Regions from separate parts of the Homo sapiens genome. Here region 1 is linked to region 2. Evidence: read pairs that join two places in POLR2A ChIA-PET (ENCODE). Cell type or tissue: PC-3. All regions are shown on one strand.

Region 1 (8,000 bases), 59 kb after region 2:
TCCTATTCTCTTTTATTTTATTTTTTAATTGACACAATAATTGTACATATTTATGCAGTGCATAGTGATGTGTCAGTACCTATAATGTATAGTGATCACATCAGGGTAATTAGCATATCCATCATCTCAAACATTTATCATTTCTTTGTATTGGGAACATTCAATGTCCTCCTTCTAGCTTTTGGAAACTATATATTATTAACTATAGTCATCCTATAATGCTATAGAACACCAGAACTTATTCCTCCTGTATAGCTGTAATTGTATATTCTTTAACAAATCTCTCCCTACCCTTTCCTTCTCCCTACCTTCCCAGCCTCTATTATCCTCTATTTTACTTTGTACTACTACAACATCAACGTTTTTTTAGCTTCCACATGTGAGTGAGAACATGCAGTGTTTAACTTTCATGCGGGAACTAACATGTTCCTGGCTTATTTCACTTAACATAATGTTCTGCAGTTCTATCCATGTTACCTCTAATGACAAGACTTCATTCTTTTTATAGCTGAATGCATTACATTCTGTATATATTACTTTTTAAACTCATTCATGTTTTAACAGCATCCTGTAACGTGGCAACCATCTAAAGAGGGGGACCGATTAATTGGACGTGTTATTCTTAACAAGAGAACAACCATGCCCAAAGACTCAGGTGCATTGCTGGGTCTGAAAGTAAGTATGCTGGTTTAAAATGTTTCTTAAAGGGTGAATTACAGTATGGTCTGCATTCATCGGAGTTTCTGGCAATGATTTTTAAATGTCATTTAAATATTTTATATAATTTTATTGATATAGCATATAGATATGTTAGGAAAATTGAATAAAATTTAGGGAAACTAATGTATTCTGACTATAAAGTTCAGGATGATTTTTTGCATTAAAAAGATTTAAATGGAAAGTAGCATAGGTAATGTGGACTTTTGTTGTAACTTAAGCAGCAACATAAACATCATTAAAGGGATCACTTTCTAATTACAATAGTTTTGTAAGAATTTTTTAAAAATTAATGTACTTAATAGTGCTGTCTTATTGATTATTACCATTAATTACTCCTGCTATGAAATAATTCTGATTACCTCCACTAATGGGTATGCCACTAAGAATTGTGGATGAATCTCAACTTTTGGTGATATTCTCTTCATTTTAAATTATATATATTTGAGCCCCTGCATTGGAAGAACTTAAACATAGATTTTAAAATATTCTATAATAAAACTCAGACTTTGATAGTCTTATGGGCATAGATACATGTTTCAGATGAGATGGTCAGCTGCAGAGATGCATTTAGGCTATTAAGCTTTGCACAATGGTAAATTGCTTCCCAAAGGTGTCATTTTCTTGCTTTGAATCTACAGTCTTTATAGTCATAGACCTACATTTTACTACACATATACAAAAGAGATTAAGATCTGATCAAGAACTGATCTTGACAATGGGATATTATCTTCATGTAGAAATAATAATTCAACTGGTACACATGAATTTGGATGATAAAGAAAAATGAATTTTAATGTAAACAGTGTCAAACACTTGCTGTTTGATACTAAGTAGGGAAGACCTGGCACCTGTCTTCTATGTATATGCATTATTTATGGTGCCCTTTTATTGTTAGGTCACTTTAAGACAGGGCTATTTAATCTTTTAGCTTCCCTGAGCAACATTGGAAGAAGAAAAATTGTCTTGGGTCACACTTAAAGTACATCAACACTAACAATAGCTGATGAGCTAAAAAAAAAAAAAAAAAAGCAATGTTTTAAGGAAGTTAACAAATTTCTATTGGGCCACATTCAAAGTCATCCTGGGCCACTTGTGGCCCACTGACAGCGGGTTGGACAAGCTTGCTTTTAAGAAATCACTACAGCCTGGGTGCAGTGGCTCATGCCTTTAATCTCAACACTTTGGAAGGCAAAGGTGAGAGGGTCACTTGAGCCCAGGAGTTAGGAACCAGCCTGGTCAACATAGCGAGACCCCTTCTCTACAAAATTAAAATTAAAAAATTATCTGACTGTAGTGTCTGCACATGCCTGTAGTCCCAGCTATTTGGGAGCCTGAGGTGGGAGCAACACTTGAGCCTGGGAGTTCACGGCTGCAGCCATCTATGATCACATCAACACACTCCTCTGTGGGTGACAGAGTGAGGCCTTGTCTCAAAAATAGAAAGAGAGAGAGAGAGAAAAAAAAAAGGAAGGAAGGAAGGGAGGGAGGGAGGAAGGGAAAGAAAGAAAAGAGAAAGAAAGAAATCAGTACACAAACTTCCTTAGGACACATAGTCATCTCAAATATGAGATGTTTTGTTTTCAAAACTGTGCTCCCAGCTACTTTAATCAAAAATGTAGGTGAAGCCCTGGTGGCTCACACCTGTAATCTCAACACTTTGGGAGGCCGAGGCAGGAGGACTGCTTGAGCCCGGGAGTTCAAGATCAGTCTGGGCAACATGGCAAGACCTTGTCTCTACAAATAATTTTAAAAATTAGCTGGGCGTGGTGGTGTATGCCTGTGGTCTAGGCTACTTGGTAGGCCAAAGTTAAAGGATCACTTGAGCCTGGGAGGTCGAGGCTGCAGTGAGCTGTGATCATGCCACTGCATTCCATCCTGGGTGACAGAGCAAGATCCCATCTCAAAAAAAAAAAAAAAGTGCTTCACTTCATTAATGTTTCTACATGCAATTTCAAGTGTATCATAAAAGAATGTAGGATTAATTCCTCAAACTAATAAGCTTATGTTTTAGTATGAGTCTTGGAAACTTATAAATTTGTAATTATCCAGGTTGTTGGAGGAAAAATGACTGACTTAGGACGACTTGGTGCTTTCATCACCAAAGTAAAGAAGGGTAGCCTAGCAGATGTAGTTGGACACCTAAGAGCAGGTAAAGTTTCTTTTTTTAATATTTAAACAGTGTGTTCTCCATGCATGAACATGAATTGGTGGTTTTCAATTTGGGGTTAGTTTTATATATACATACATACATACATGTATGTATGTATATATCAATTAAGTCACTAAATTTTAATGCACGAATAAAGACTTATTTCCTGATATAAATATTTACCAATTGCAATAATAAGTAACTCTACATCAGCAGCAATCTGGAGAGTAAGGGTAGGAATCTTCTTTTTATAAAAATAAATAGATGTAAAATATAGAAGAATTACTCATCTTTGTAGATGATGTCATAATGCTACAAAACTTGAAATCTAAAACAATTTATCTTTGAGAAAAAAATCTTATATCACTATTTAGTTATTTAGTTTATATTTTAAGCTACAGTAATTACCAAATTTTTTTCAGAGTGGTCCTAAAACACTTATTCAGGGGCAGTGTTTTTTATAAAGCATAATCATAATCACATTTCTTATACAGATTGTATAATAAAATATTAGTAAATTTAAAAGTGACTCATGTAGATGTGCTAATTCTTGGTATTTAGAAATTTATTTTTGTTGCCCTATAACTGAACATGACACAATGAAATTATTTAATATATGTAAATGTATCATATATTAAATAGTAACACATTTTAAAATCCATTTTTGGTAAATTGTTTGCTTTTCATTTTTGTTAAAATCACATTAAAATATTTCTTCCAGTTGACTTGACTGCAGAGCTTAGTAGAAATCTTTTGGTTAGATGGCTGTTTATGTATTTGCCAGACAACTATAAAGGAAACAGAGTTGGCTGAGCTGTAGAATTAAAGATTAATAACCCATAACACAAAGAGTACATTTCCAGGTGATATTCTTAACTTTTAAACCTTAAGTTTGTGATTCTTGAAAACTTTGGCAAAATATTCTAGGACTCTTAAAGACTTTTCAGTATATTTGTTTACCAGGATATCAGTTCAAAATCATTTTCATTTTTTTTTTAATTTGACAAGGACTTGCTGTGCAGGTGTATAGGAAGAAAACTCTAATCGGATTTTTCTCCATTTGCTATACAACTTTGAATATGTATAGAGATATGTTACACTGTTATTTCTTATGAAGGACCAGTTATGATTCAGTAGGAAAATAACTCAATCAGGGTTGACTCTGTCAGTAAACTGAGTGTGTGTTTGTCTAATGACTCAAAAATAAGCCTCAGAAAGTCTGAGAATCCCTTGTTGGCTAATGTAAAATAACTTTAACTACAGAAACCTGAGTTTGCAGACCACATTATAAACATTATATACACATTATAAACACATTATTATGTTTTAATAGGAAGTTACTTAGGAAGTAAAAGAAGAGGGGTGTTCTATATAAAATATCTGTTAGTGATTCATTTCATTTAACACCCTTATGAGCCAAGAGCCTGAGAAACTTAAATCTGAAATGTTAAAAGCTCAACTTAAAGAACTATAAAACAGACAAGTGTACTTTTCATTCTAAGCAATTTATGTATTCGAAGAAAGTGAAGTGATTTTGCAGACTCAATCATATATCCTATTTGATTTACATTATAATTTAGGAACTGACTAAATATTTGCATTTATGCAAATAGAATTATTTGCATATAAACATCCTTAGCCTATAAAACTACGGTGCAATCAATGTGACTTTTATTTAACATTTGCAATCTTGTTTTAATCTTGCAATATCTTTATCCAGTCCTGCCCCGCTTTAAGTCTGTGCACTCTACTGCTACTTCATTTAACCTTCTAAAACACAAAAATGACACTGACACTCTGTTTATTATGAAGATCCTTCGGTGTTTCCTAGTTATCATTTGTTCAAGTCAAAGCTCTGTAGCCTTGTCCTCTACTAACACTTTCAGCTGTCCAGGATGTTGGTCCACCTGTAGGTTCCTGTCAGGCTGTTTCCCACCTAGAAGATGTGGTCAATGCCTCTTGTCTACCTAGTTTTCTACCACTCCTGTTGAAGGCCTTTCCATCCTTCACAATTCATCTGAAGTTGCCTTAATTCTGAAGTGGTTCCTAATATCTCACCTGGAACAATAACTAACTACTATGTCCCTGGCACCACTTGACTCTATTTCTGGTCCTCAAATGAACTTCTATTGTTGCATATAAAATATTTTATTAGAGTTGTTTCTTTATCATTTCTTCATGACCAAATTTAAAGACAGATAAAATGTCATTTTCATCTTTGTACCCTCATTGTCTACATCCCTGCTTGATTATCCATACATAAATAATGTAAAAAAAGCATTATGGTTTAGGAATTATTAATCTGTAAATAAACGTATGTATTAACTTAATTTGATATTAAAAGTTATGCGTCCAGGTTGCCGCTTATAAAAAGGAGAGTTTTAAAATGCAGTGCTTTTGCAAACTGCTGGTTGCAGCTCATTATTGGGTAGTAAAATCAATTTAATCGTTTGCATCTACCACTTTAAAAAATTGAAGTAGAACATAATAGAATAGAAAAATCAGGGTAAGTATTGTTTCATAAATGTTTTTTAGTGTATATATATATGTATGTACTCATATAATATGAATATATATACACACGCACATATATACATGTTCATATTATATGTGTACAGGATCATGATGTCAACTTTGTTTCTTGGTCAAAATATTTTGAAAGCACTCTTAATATATTATAAATTTGTAATTATTATATTTCTTTTTTCTTTTTTTTTTTTTTTTTTTTTTACAGTGAAGTATATTCATTGCCTATTTGAAAAGCTTTTCTAGGTAACAGCTTAGGGCAGTCTATTAGAATTGGTGGCCGGGCACGGTGACTCACACCTGTAATCCCAGCACTTTGGGAGGCTGAGGTGGGTGCATCACCTGAGTTTAGGAGTTCAGGAGACCTGGCCAGCCTGGCCAACATGGTGAAACCCCGTCTCTACTAAAAATACAAAAATTAGCTGGGCGTGGTGGTGCATGCTTGTAATCCTAGCTACTCAGGAGGCTGAGGCAGGAGGATCGCTTGAACCTGGGAGGCGGAGGTTGCAGTGAGCCGAGATTGCGCCACTGCACTCTAGCCTGGGCAACAGGAGTGAAACTCCATCTCAAAAAAAAGAATTGGTGATTACCATAGTATTTTACCAAACCAAAGCAGCATCATGTACTTTTTGCATATTTACTTTTTACTCTTCAGTGAGCAAACAATTGGAAAAAATAATTACTTTAAAGTAATACTAGCAAAGCAATTTTCCTACTTTTATTTAAAAAATTCTAGGTATACATTGAAAAGATTTTATGCTTATACTTGGCTATAAAATGTATACTGATGATATTGATCCAGTATTTCAACACAAATTTACTTTGCTCATAAAATGTTCTAGACACTGAGAACAACAAAATAAGCATGAGCATCAACAAATTAAGACACCTCAGTGCATCGAGGTTGAAATATTTCAGCTGAGACTACCATTTTGAAGTGAAGAGTCTAAGGCAGAGAACCGTTTGGTACCTACAACTTCTTAAATATTTATGAAAATAAATACTTTTTTTCACGTGACCTATGGTGTGAAAACCCTAGTTAAAATAACAACTGTAAGTTGTTAGCCTGTATTTTTTTAATGCAACATCTTTTAACTCCCCTTGATTAATCTTAGAATATTTAACAACTATGTACTGTATTAATGTTTGGTTATTTTAAAGTGTGTTCTAATTGTACTTTAATGTTCACAATATAGATTATGTATAGTACATATGTGTTTTGAACATCTGGAAGTGGGTTGACTGTCATGCAACAGTTTTACATCTGCTTGCTTTGTAATTTTGCCATAGCTACCTGCGTTAACTGATGGGTGTGAATTCAAATCCTTTCATGCATTTTTATTCTGTTGTGCATCTGGTGAAGACACTGAAGCATGACTTGTAATTGGGAAATTCATGCTAACAAATATTAATTGCTCTTTCTTCCAAAAATAAAACAGGATTTATGCACAGTTTAATAAGAATCTTTCAAAAATAGAGCCGCCTACATTTATTATATGGAGGGCATGCTGCTAATTATTATTTTTTAATGTTTCCAAATAGGCTGTGCTAATTCCATCCCATAGCATGAGATTATTTTTATATGATTTCTGGTATATCTCAAAAGATAAAGGTAGTTTTGTATTGTACTGTTTCCAGTCACCAGTAATATTCTGGGGGAAAAAAAGAAAAACAAAAGAAAAGAAAAAGTGTTTAGAAGAACCATTTAGCTGACATTATATGGCAATCAATTTGCTTTTGAAAGCAGAGCCTAGACAATTAAACTATTTGTATATGTTTTGCATTTCTTTGTTAAAAAAGAGAAAAGATACGAAAAATAAACAGAATATATAAGGTAAAAAAATACCCTTTTTTTTAAATTCAAGGGGATGAAGTTCTAGAATGGAATGGTAAACCCCTGCCGGGAGCTACAAATGAAGAAGTTTACAACATTATTTTAGAATCAAAATCAGAACCTCAAGTTGAAATTATTGTTTCAAGGCCTATTGGGTAAGGCTAAAAAAACTTACTTCTTAAGTTTAGTAAATTACATGTATTAGTAGGGTTTTAAAAAGAATTTTATACATTCATACAGTACATGTTAACATGGATAGTTTTTGCATCAATTATGGGCATACATTTTTAGATTACTAAAAATTTCTTAATTTTTTAACTGGAATACTGAGTTTACTTCACTACATTTTAGAAGCTCCACACTTTAACAATTGTAATATCAAAAAATATCAATATGTACTTTTTGCAAGTGAAATATAAAGTAAAATATTTTCTTTTAATGGCAGATATATTTAAGTAATTCTAATTTAATAAGTAGTATTTCCTTTAAGAGAGGCACTAACAAACTCCTCTTCTTGTGATATTTAAAATATTAATGATTTCATATGTCTACATGAACTTTTTATTATTCTACGAAAGAATAAAATATTTTTTCTGTCTCTTTAACCATGAGTAATTTCAACTTTTATTTAAAATCAAGCAAGAAGTATTAAATATTTTAACATTTTAATTGGTCATAATGATATTTTTAAAACCTCAATTTTCAGTACAATTTAATTATCTATAGCCAGTGGGATATTTTCTATGTATGTATATAGATTTCCCCATATCG
Region 2 (8,000 bases):
GCACAGGCCTACTTTAGTTTAGATTAGTTTGGAACACATCCCAGGGTATTTAATCAGGGTATAATCCTGCATAGTGCAATTTCTAAAAGGTGTGTTTGTGTGCTTTAAATAAATAGCATTTTTTTGTAGGCAAAGTTACGTCTTATCCTCTTTTCTAAAAAAAAATCTGTTAAAAATGACTCCCTACAGCACTCTTGTATTATCTATAGCTTCAGGCAAATATAATACTTAATACTGACTTCAAAAAATGTACTGTAGAGGTCTGCAATGTTTGGTATTAACTGTGTTGAAATGTATGACAATATTCTATTGTAATCTTATATATTTTTCTTTATAACTTATATGAGCAATTTATTTTTTATTTGTAAAATTTGTGGTATGATTAATTTGTAGAACTGAAAATAGAGACTGGGAGGTGATATTTTGATAAAAATAAATATTTTAACATTGCCATGGTTAATTTTACTTTCAGTTTGGAGGATGGATTGACTACACTTATAGTTAATTTAAAAATACAAATTTAAAAATGTTGTGGTGTACAAGGAAATAAGACATAGAAAAAGTTTGGAATTATACAGTATTTTACTAAATGTTAAAAACAAAAAAATTAACAAAGCATCACAGACTTAAATGAATACAAAGTATTTTAAGAATAGAATTTAAAATGCCTATGCTGTTTTGACATAGTCACTAATTGTAACCTTTTGAATAAACTGGAAATGAAATTAAATTGTAAAATTCAACTTATTTAATAATAATAAATTGTGTTTCTTTTAATTGATCTGGTAGCAGTTCTGCACATACTCAAAATTTGGAACATGCCCAAATCTGGCAGTTAGTTCTCATTGACCCATTTTTTGTAACGTTTAAAAATGTGAAGCAATCAAAATAAGATTGTGATAATAATTTCTAGAGAATATTCAAATGTAAAATGAAGAGTATCCTTTACCCTTCATCAGTATTATTGTGCTCCTTTCTGCTTCTTTATTTAGCTTTATTCAATTTTAGAAACTTTGTAATTGTAAATTTGTGTTTTCTGGTTTTTTAAAAACTGCATATTTATCCTAAGTATACCTTGATATTTCTGTAGAAAAGAACCTACTTGATTTTATTTTATTTCTTATTATTTATTTTGAGATGGAGTCTCGCTCTATCGTCCAGGCTGGAGAACAGTGGCGGGATCTCAGCTCACTGAAACCTCTGCCTTCCGGGTTCAAGTGATTCTTCTGCCTCAGCCTCCCAAGTAGCTGGGATTATAGGCATGCACCACCATGCCCGGCTAAGTTTTGTATTTTTAGTAGAGACGGGATTTCACCATGTTGGCCTGACTGATCTCGAACTCCTGACCTCAGAAGATCTGCTCCCCTCAGCCTCCCAAAGTGCTGGGATTACAGGTGTCAGCCACCACACCTGGCTGAAAAGAACCTACTTTAAATGATGATAATAAGTTGCTTACTATTAGTCTGAGAAATACAAATTTAACGTCTTCTTATTTGATGTAAAATAGTCAAAATTTCATACCAGTCTTGTTGAATTACATGATTTCAAACTTTCTTATTATGGTCTGTCAGCTAAAGAGACAAAAAACAAACCAACCAACCAAAACCTTCCCACCACACACGTCCTGTCCCCACTCAGGGTTCTGGGCAGAAGAGACTCAGTGTCACTGACTGTTCATGAAGGTCCTGGCCCTGGAGTACTGCACCTTTTAATGTTACCCTTAATATGTCCATGTTCAAACAATCAGGACTTCTGAGGGACCTACTCAGTAATAGATTTTGTAAAATATACCCTTATTTGGCTAGCACTTAAATTGAAGTTACTTTCCATAAAATCCTTATTTTGATATAGGTTTATGCAATGAATTGTTCATCTTGTTTGACATCTTAGTAGATGAGAATTCCGTAATATTGGTTATAATACTTTGTGTAGACATTATACCTAACTGCTTTTTTGAACCTAGTACACTTCATTTTATGACTGGGAAAGTCTAAATAAATCAATTAACCTTCATGAATTTTAAATTTTTTATAGCAAGTATTTCTCTTCAGTCTTAATTTTTCCTATATTATAATTCATTTGAGTTTTCTTTCCTGGAAAGCAGTTCTTAATTCACCTGCAGTATTTTCCTTTTAAAAAAGTGTATTACTTTTTTCCTGTCTTTTTCTTATTCTTATTTTAGCTTCATCTTATTCTATGGCTACAGTTACAGTTTTTCCCCATTTATCTGAATATTTTCAGTAGTTCATTTTCTTCATTTGACCTACTAAACAATGCTTCTTTTACTATTTTCTATTACTTATCAGTTAATGTTTCTACGATTTATTCATCCTGATGCAATATTTTTGAGTACATGTTGATTGAGTCAGTATTTGTGAAAAGGAAGCCTAGAGTTTGGTAATTAGTTTTTCCTGTGGAGGTAGTTTCTGAAGTAGAAACAAACACAAAACACCTGAAGTGCTTTTGGAGGCATGTAACTGAGGCAGCGATGTAAAGTCACAGCACAAAGAAACAGAGGTACTGAGGATATTTGAAAAGACAGCTCATGGAGCTGTTAGCACCTATCTTTGCCCTGTGACAGCTAGTCATTGCTGCTATTATTATTTTTTATTATGATAATCGTCCTCATTATTACATTCATTTTAAAGGTCATCAAATGGAGAACAGACATATAGTTTATTTTAAGTGGTGCTACATCTTATAATTTATCAGTGGATATGTTGCTAAATGATGGTTCCCCAATAGCTCTCCTTGGGGAACATTACATTGGAGTGGTCACATATGAATAAACTCAGAGTCACATTTATTGCTTTAGTAAATATGTGCATGGAAAATTATATTTTATAGCATAAATAAGCTTAAGGTTAGTTTATCACTAAGAAACTAGAGAAAATATACACATTGACCTTTTTTGTGTGCTTACTTTGTATGTTTCTTCTATGTGAATATTTTTAATATTGCCTTTAATTGTGGGTGATTTTTGAAAAGACAGACTTTTTAAAAATACTTGCAAGTACTGAGGTTTATGTATTTACGTACTGATTCTGTAGTTCCTGGTAACATTTTTCTTTTTTTTTCCTGGTAACATTTTTCTAATCAGTTAACTACCTTGCTTAGAACATTTTTGCTAACACTCCAGAGTCAATTATAAAAAATATGACAGATATATGGTAAAAGGAAATTCAGAATAATCAAATCAGAAATGCTGAGAAAAAACCTCTACTCTGGCTGCTGAGAGGCTCTCTAGTCTCAGACAAGTCCCTGTCTAGGCATTCATATATTTGACTGTGACTTGTGGGAGGACCATTTTCACAAGAAATTTGCAAGGATAAATATGAAAATGAATACTGTTCTTTTTTTCTTAAATATATTTTAAGATACTGAAAAATTATTTCCAAGAGGGCATAAAAATTTATATTGTTCTTTCTTCTTCAAATAGGTTATGTGGGTATGCAATTTATGTCGAAAGCAACAAGAAATCTTAACCAAATCTGGGGCATGGTTCTTTGGAAGTGGCCCTCAGCAGACAAGTCAGGATGGAACCCTGAGTGATACAGCTACAGGTGCTGGCTCTGAGGTACCAAGAGAAAAGAAAGCACGACTCCAAGAGCGATCGCGGTCTCAGACACCCCTAAGCACAGCAGCTGCCTCCTCCCAGGATGCTGCTCCTCCCAGCGCACCACCAGACAGGAGCAAAGGGGCTGAGCCCTCGCAGCAAGCCTTGGGGCCTGAACAGAAGCAGGCTTCATCCAGGTCTAGAAGTGAACCTCCTAGAGAGAGGTAATAGTTCTTTCACCCTGTAAGCAAAAGGCAAGATTTTGCTAGGAGAGCAAAGCCGTTTTCAAGAATTTAACTTCTATTACGAGGAATATGTGGAAGTAGTACTTCTCAGGCCCCACATGGAAAAACAAAAGGCCTGAGGGGCGTTGTCTATCTCTAGAATGTATTCCTTAGGAGACCTTTGTTGAAAGCATTTCTTTCATATCATGCACAGATGTAAACATGAACTAAGTCACCCAGCTGAGCTACCAACTTCCAATGATGAACTCAGAAAAGCTCTTAGATCATGTTTCACTTATAAACCTAGCCCTTTAATTAAAAGTGTGCTCTGAGAGGATGTGATGGGGGAATCTGACCTATCAGAAAGTATGTGGACACATCAGAGAAGCCTTCTTTAAGGGTATTTCTTTTATGCTGAGCTCTAAAGAGTGACTTTGAAATTAACCAGGAGAAGGGAAGGATGGGTGCTCCAGGTATCTGCACAGGCACATGGCCTGAAGGAACAAGCCCAACGTGAGGGCCTCCTAAAGGATAGCTGCTGGCTACAGTGCAAGTAGCAGAGGCAATGTGGAGGAGAAAAGGCTGGTGAGGTGGTGAAGGGACAGGTTACATTTTATAGCTTTTATTGTAGGTGAAAGGGAAGCCACTGAATATTTAAACAGGGACGAATATGATCAGATTATTTACTTTGATTGATTCATTCAAAAATGTATTCATGGGCAAACATGAAGCTATGCACTGGGAAAAAGTGTTGACAAAGAAGACAGAGCCCTTATCTTCATGAGGCTCATGATTTTGGGGCCAGGACTTTTGTTAGCACCTAGACTGGGCTTATTGTTTTTGTATGTGTAACCATTACTTGGAGAAAGGAGGCTCCAAGGAAAGCTTTTGAACCCCTTTTCAAGCAAAGCCCATACAGTAAAAGATCAAGGACTTCAAAGTTAAATAGGTCTGGATTCTAGTCCTGGCTCTGCCACAATAGGCAGTAAAAACTCACTTGCAGGGTTGTGGCAGGTATTAAAAGAGAACATGTGTTCCCAAGCTGGCACATAGTAGGCTTTCAGTGAATGTAGCTATTATTCAAGCCAGTAGTCATTGTGTATTTACTACAGATAAACACTGTGCCAGGAACCAGAGGGCATAAAGATGATTAGAACATACATGGTCCCTTTTCTGACAAATCCTAGGGAAGAGACCACACACTATTCTAGGGAAGACAGACACCTAGGTAATTAACAAGGATGCTAATTTGATCAAAGCTAGGCAATATGTATAGTATTTTGAGAGCCCTAGGAAAGAGGAAGTGACTTCTCAATTAAGCTTTGTAAGATACTCAGGAGTTGTAGGGGAGCTACACAGCGTATAAGAGGGCAGTACAAGAGAATGAGTGTTACTAAGCTATTTGGAGAAAGGATAGAAAGGACACCAGAGATATCTCAGGGAACGTAGAATTAATAGCATTTGGTGACAAATTGTTGTGGGAGAAGAAGAGACAAAAATACTGAAGCTGCAGTTTGGAACTGGTTGGAAGATGATATCTTTAAATAAGATAGAGAATTTGGAGCTGTAAAGTTTCTAAAGAGAAAAGAGTTCTGTTTTTGACATATAGTGAAAAACTATAAAAATTTCAAGAACAAGGGCTGAATAGATACTTTTTGTTCTGACTTTTTAGTTAAAATTTGAAGAAGATTGATAGGGACAAATAACTTTACTAATGATATAAATTCACAGGAAAGCAATGAGGAATTGGGAAGTACAGAAGCAGGAAGAGAGGTGGCCAGTGTAAAGAGCTGGGCAACTTCAGGGAGAAGCAAGATTGAAAGAGACACTGTTTATTTGTTTTAAATTACTGAAGAATTCTTGACCGTATTTTGTACTGTCAAGGAGTTAGAAACAGAAAATTAAAGGTAGAGATGAGAAAAAGTATAATTAGTAGAGCAAAGAATCAGAGACACTGGAGAACTCCTTCCATTTGCATGACACTCTACCCTTTCATAAAACATCTTCACAGATGGTGTCTCTAATCCTCACATGAACCTTGCAAGGTAAGTATTTTTCAGCATTTCAAGAAAAGTAAATTGATTCAATGTAAACTTCTAACAAGAGCAACTATGCTTCAATGAGCTGCTAAATGTAGTACAAGCATGACACTCTTATGAAAACTATATTTGGTAATAATTAATATGTGTTCCCATTAGATCCCTTACCTTGTAAAATTCCAACACCCTTACAGTTCCACCTTCAGATCCAAATCCCTATAACTAATTATTGTAACTGAAATGATTTAAGACTGGAATGAGAAGAAAACATGTTTTTTATGTCTAGTCTTTATAAATTGCTCTCCTTGACGTTCCTTTGTATATCATAGAAAGAAGACCCCAGGGCTTTCCGAGCAGAATGGCAAAGGAGCCCTGAAGAGCGAGCGGAAACGCGTGCCAAAGACCTCAGCGCAGCCCGTGGAGGGGGCCGTCGAAGAACGGGAGCGCAAAGAAAGGCGGGAAAGCCGAAGGCTTGAGAAAGGGCGATCACAGGATTACCCAGACACGCCGGAAAAACGGGATGAGGGCAAAGCGGCGGATGAGGAAAAGCAAAGAAAAGAGGAGGATTATCAGACCAGGTACCGCAGCGACCCGAACCTAGCTCGGTACCCGGTGAAACCGCCGCCTGAGGAGCAGCAGATGCGCATGCACGCCCGGGTGTCCCGCGCCAGGCACGAGCGGCGCCACAGCGACGTGGCGCTCCCGCGCACCGAGGCGGGCGCGGCGCTGCCGGAGGGCAAGGCCGGCAAACGCGCGCCGGCGGCAGCCAGGGCCTCGCCGCCGGACTCGCCGCGGGCTTACTCGGCTGAGAGAACTGCGGAGACCAGGGCGCCGGGCGCCAAGCAGCTAACGAACCACAGCCCGCCGGCGCCCAGACATGGGCCGGTTCCCGCAGAAGCCCCGGAGCTCAAAGCCCAGGAGCCCCTCAGGAAGCAGAGCCGCCTGGACCCCAGCTCGGCGGTCCTCATGCGGAAGGCCAAGCGCGAGAAGGTGGAGACCATGCTGCGGAACGACTCTTTGAGCTCAGACCAGTCCGAGTCGGTGCGGCCGTCCCCGCCCAAGCCGCACCGGTCCAAGAGAGGCGGCAAGAAGCGGCAGATGTCGGTGAGCAGCTCTGAGGAGGAGGGCGTGTCGACGCCCGAGTACACCAGCTGCGAGGACGTGGAGCTGGAGAGCGAGAGCGTCAGCGAGAAAGGTAAGGGGGCGGCGCCGGCCGTGCGGGGACTTCAGCCAAGTGAAGAGGCGTGGGCAGAGGTGCAGGTGCTAGGCTAGTTGCTGGGTTCAGCATTGAGGCTGGGAATGCTCACAGATAAGATAGCGTTACCGCCAGTGGAAGGTCTTATTTTTATTAATTTAATTTTATTGATTGATTTGTGGGATTTTAAAACACAACAAGCTCCAAACTTAGGCTACAAAAGTTCTTGGTGATTTTGCATTCTGTCATTCTGGTAAATTTGGTATGCAGTCTAATATTTTTAAGATATTATTTTAGAGTGGATTTATTATTCTGTGAAAAACAATTTGTTTGCTAGAAAATGAAAATTATGCCTTATAAAGGAAGTAGACATTAAAAAAAAACCACATCAGTTACGTAATATTACAGTTGCAAAGGTAGTTTTTTTTTTTTTCAAACTTCAAATTAACCTTTCTCACAATTTGTGAACAGATTACAGTTTATTCTTGGACAATACGGATTTGAACTGCATGGGTCCACTTATATATGGATGTTTTTTCAATAAATATACTGGATTTTTTTTTTGAGAATTGCAGCAATTTTAAAAACTTGTGGACGAACCGGGTAGCCTGGCAATATTTTAATAAAATAAGAAAAAGTTAGGTATGTCATGAATGCATACTATATATATAGATACTAGTCTGTTTTATCATTTGCTATCATAAAATGTACATGAATCTATTATAAAAAGTTAAAAATGATAAAACCTTAAACACACACTTATAGACTACGTGGCGCCATTTGCAGTGGGAAGAAATGTAAATATGTAAACATGCGGTATTAAATCATAGCTGCATGAAATTAACTGTAGTGCATACTGTATTACTGTAATAATTTCCTTAGCCTCTTCCAGTGATTTTAGTGTTGCGAGCACCACTTTAAAATGCCCTGTGATGCTTATCATCTCCCTTTGAGCAGTTTCTTTCTCCAGTAAATTGCGTGGTATC

Evidence for each region. ChIA-PET counts read pairs that join two places held together with the same protein. Peaks named below come from ENCODE experiments on the same cell type or tissue, not always from the same donor. Only the 100,000 strongest peaks of a DNase experiment are listed, where the experiment ranks them.
Region 1: POLR2A ChIA-PET joins it to region 2 with 5 read pairs; 2 of 35 experiments call an interaction of 5 or more read pairs at or near these places.

Annotation. Positions count from the first base shown.
Region 1 is chr6:72,235,054-72,243,053 of GRCh38, forward strand. RIMS1 (regulating synaptic membrane exocytosis 1) reads left to right here. Exons shown (of 34, transcript NM_014989.7): 8 at 565-675; 9 at 2,770-2,869; 10 at 7,261-7,384. Among named protein-coding and RNA genes, the nearest start is that of RIMS1, 350 kb to the left of the region's middle. In PC-3, no CTCF peak of the experiment used is centred here; a DNase peak (open chromatin) is centred at 4,068; H3K27ac peaks cover 400 bases.
Region 2 is chr6:72,176,136-72,184,135 of GRCh38, forward strand. RIMS1 (regulating synaptic membrane exocytosis 1) reads left to right here. Exons shown (of 34, transcript NM_014989.7): 5 at 3,440-3,780; 6 at 6,149-7,014. Among named protein-coding and RNA genes, the nearest start is that of RIMS1, 290 kb to the left of the region's middle. RefSeq lists an enhancer at 6,925-7,064. In PC-3, no CTCF peak of the experiment used is centred here; no DNase peak of the experiment used is centred here; H3K4me3 peaks cover 1,254 bases; H3K27me3 peaks cover 1,150 bases.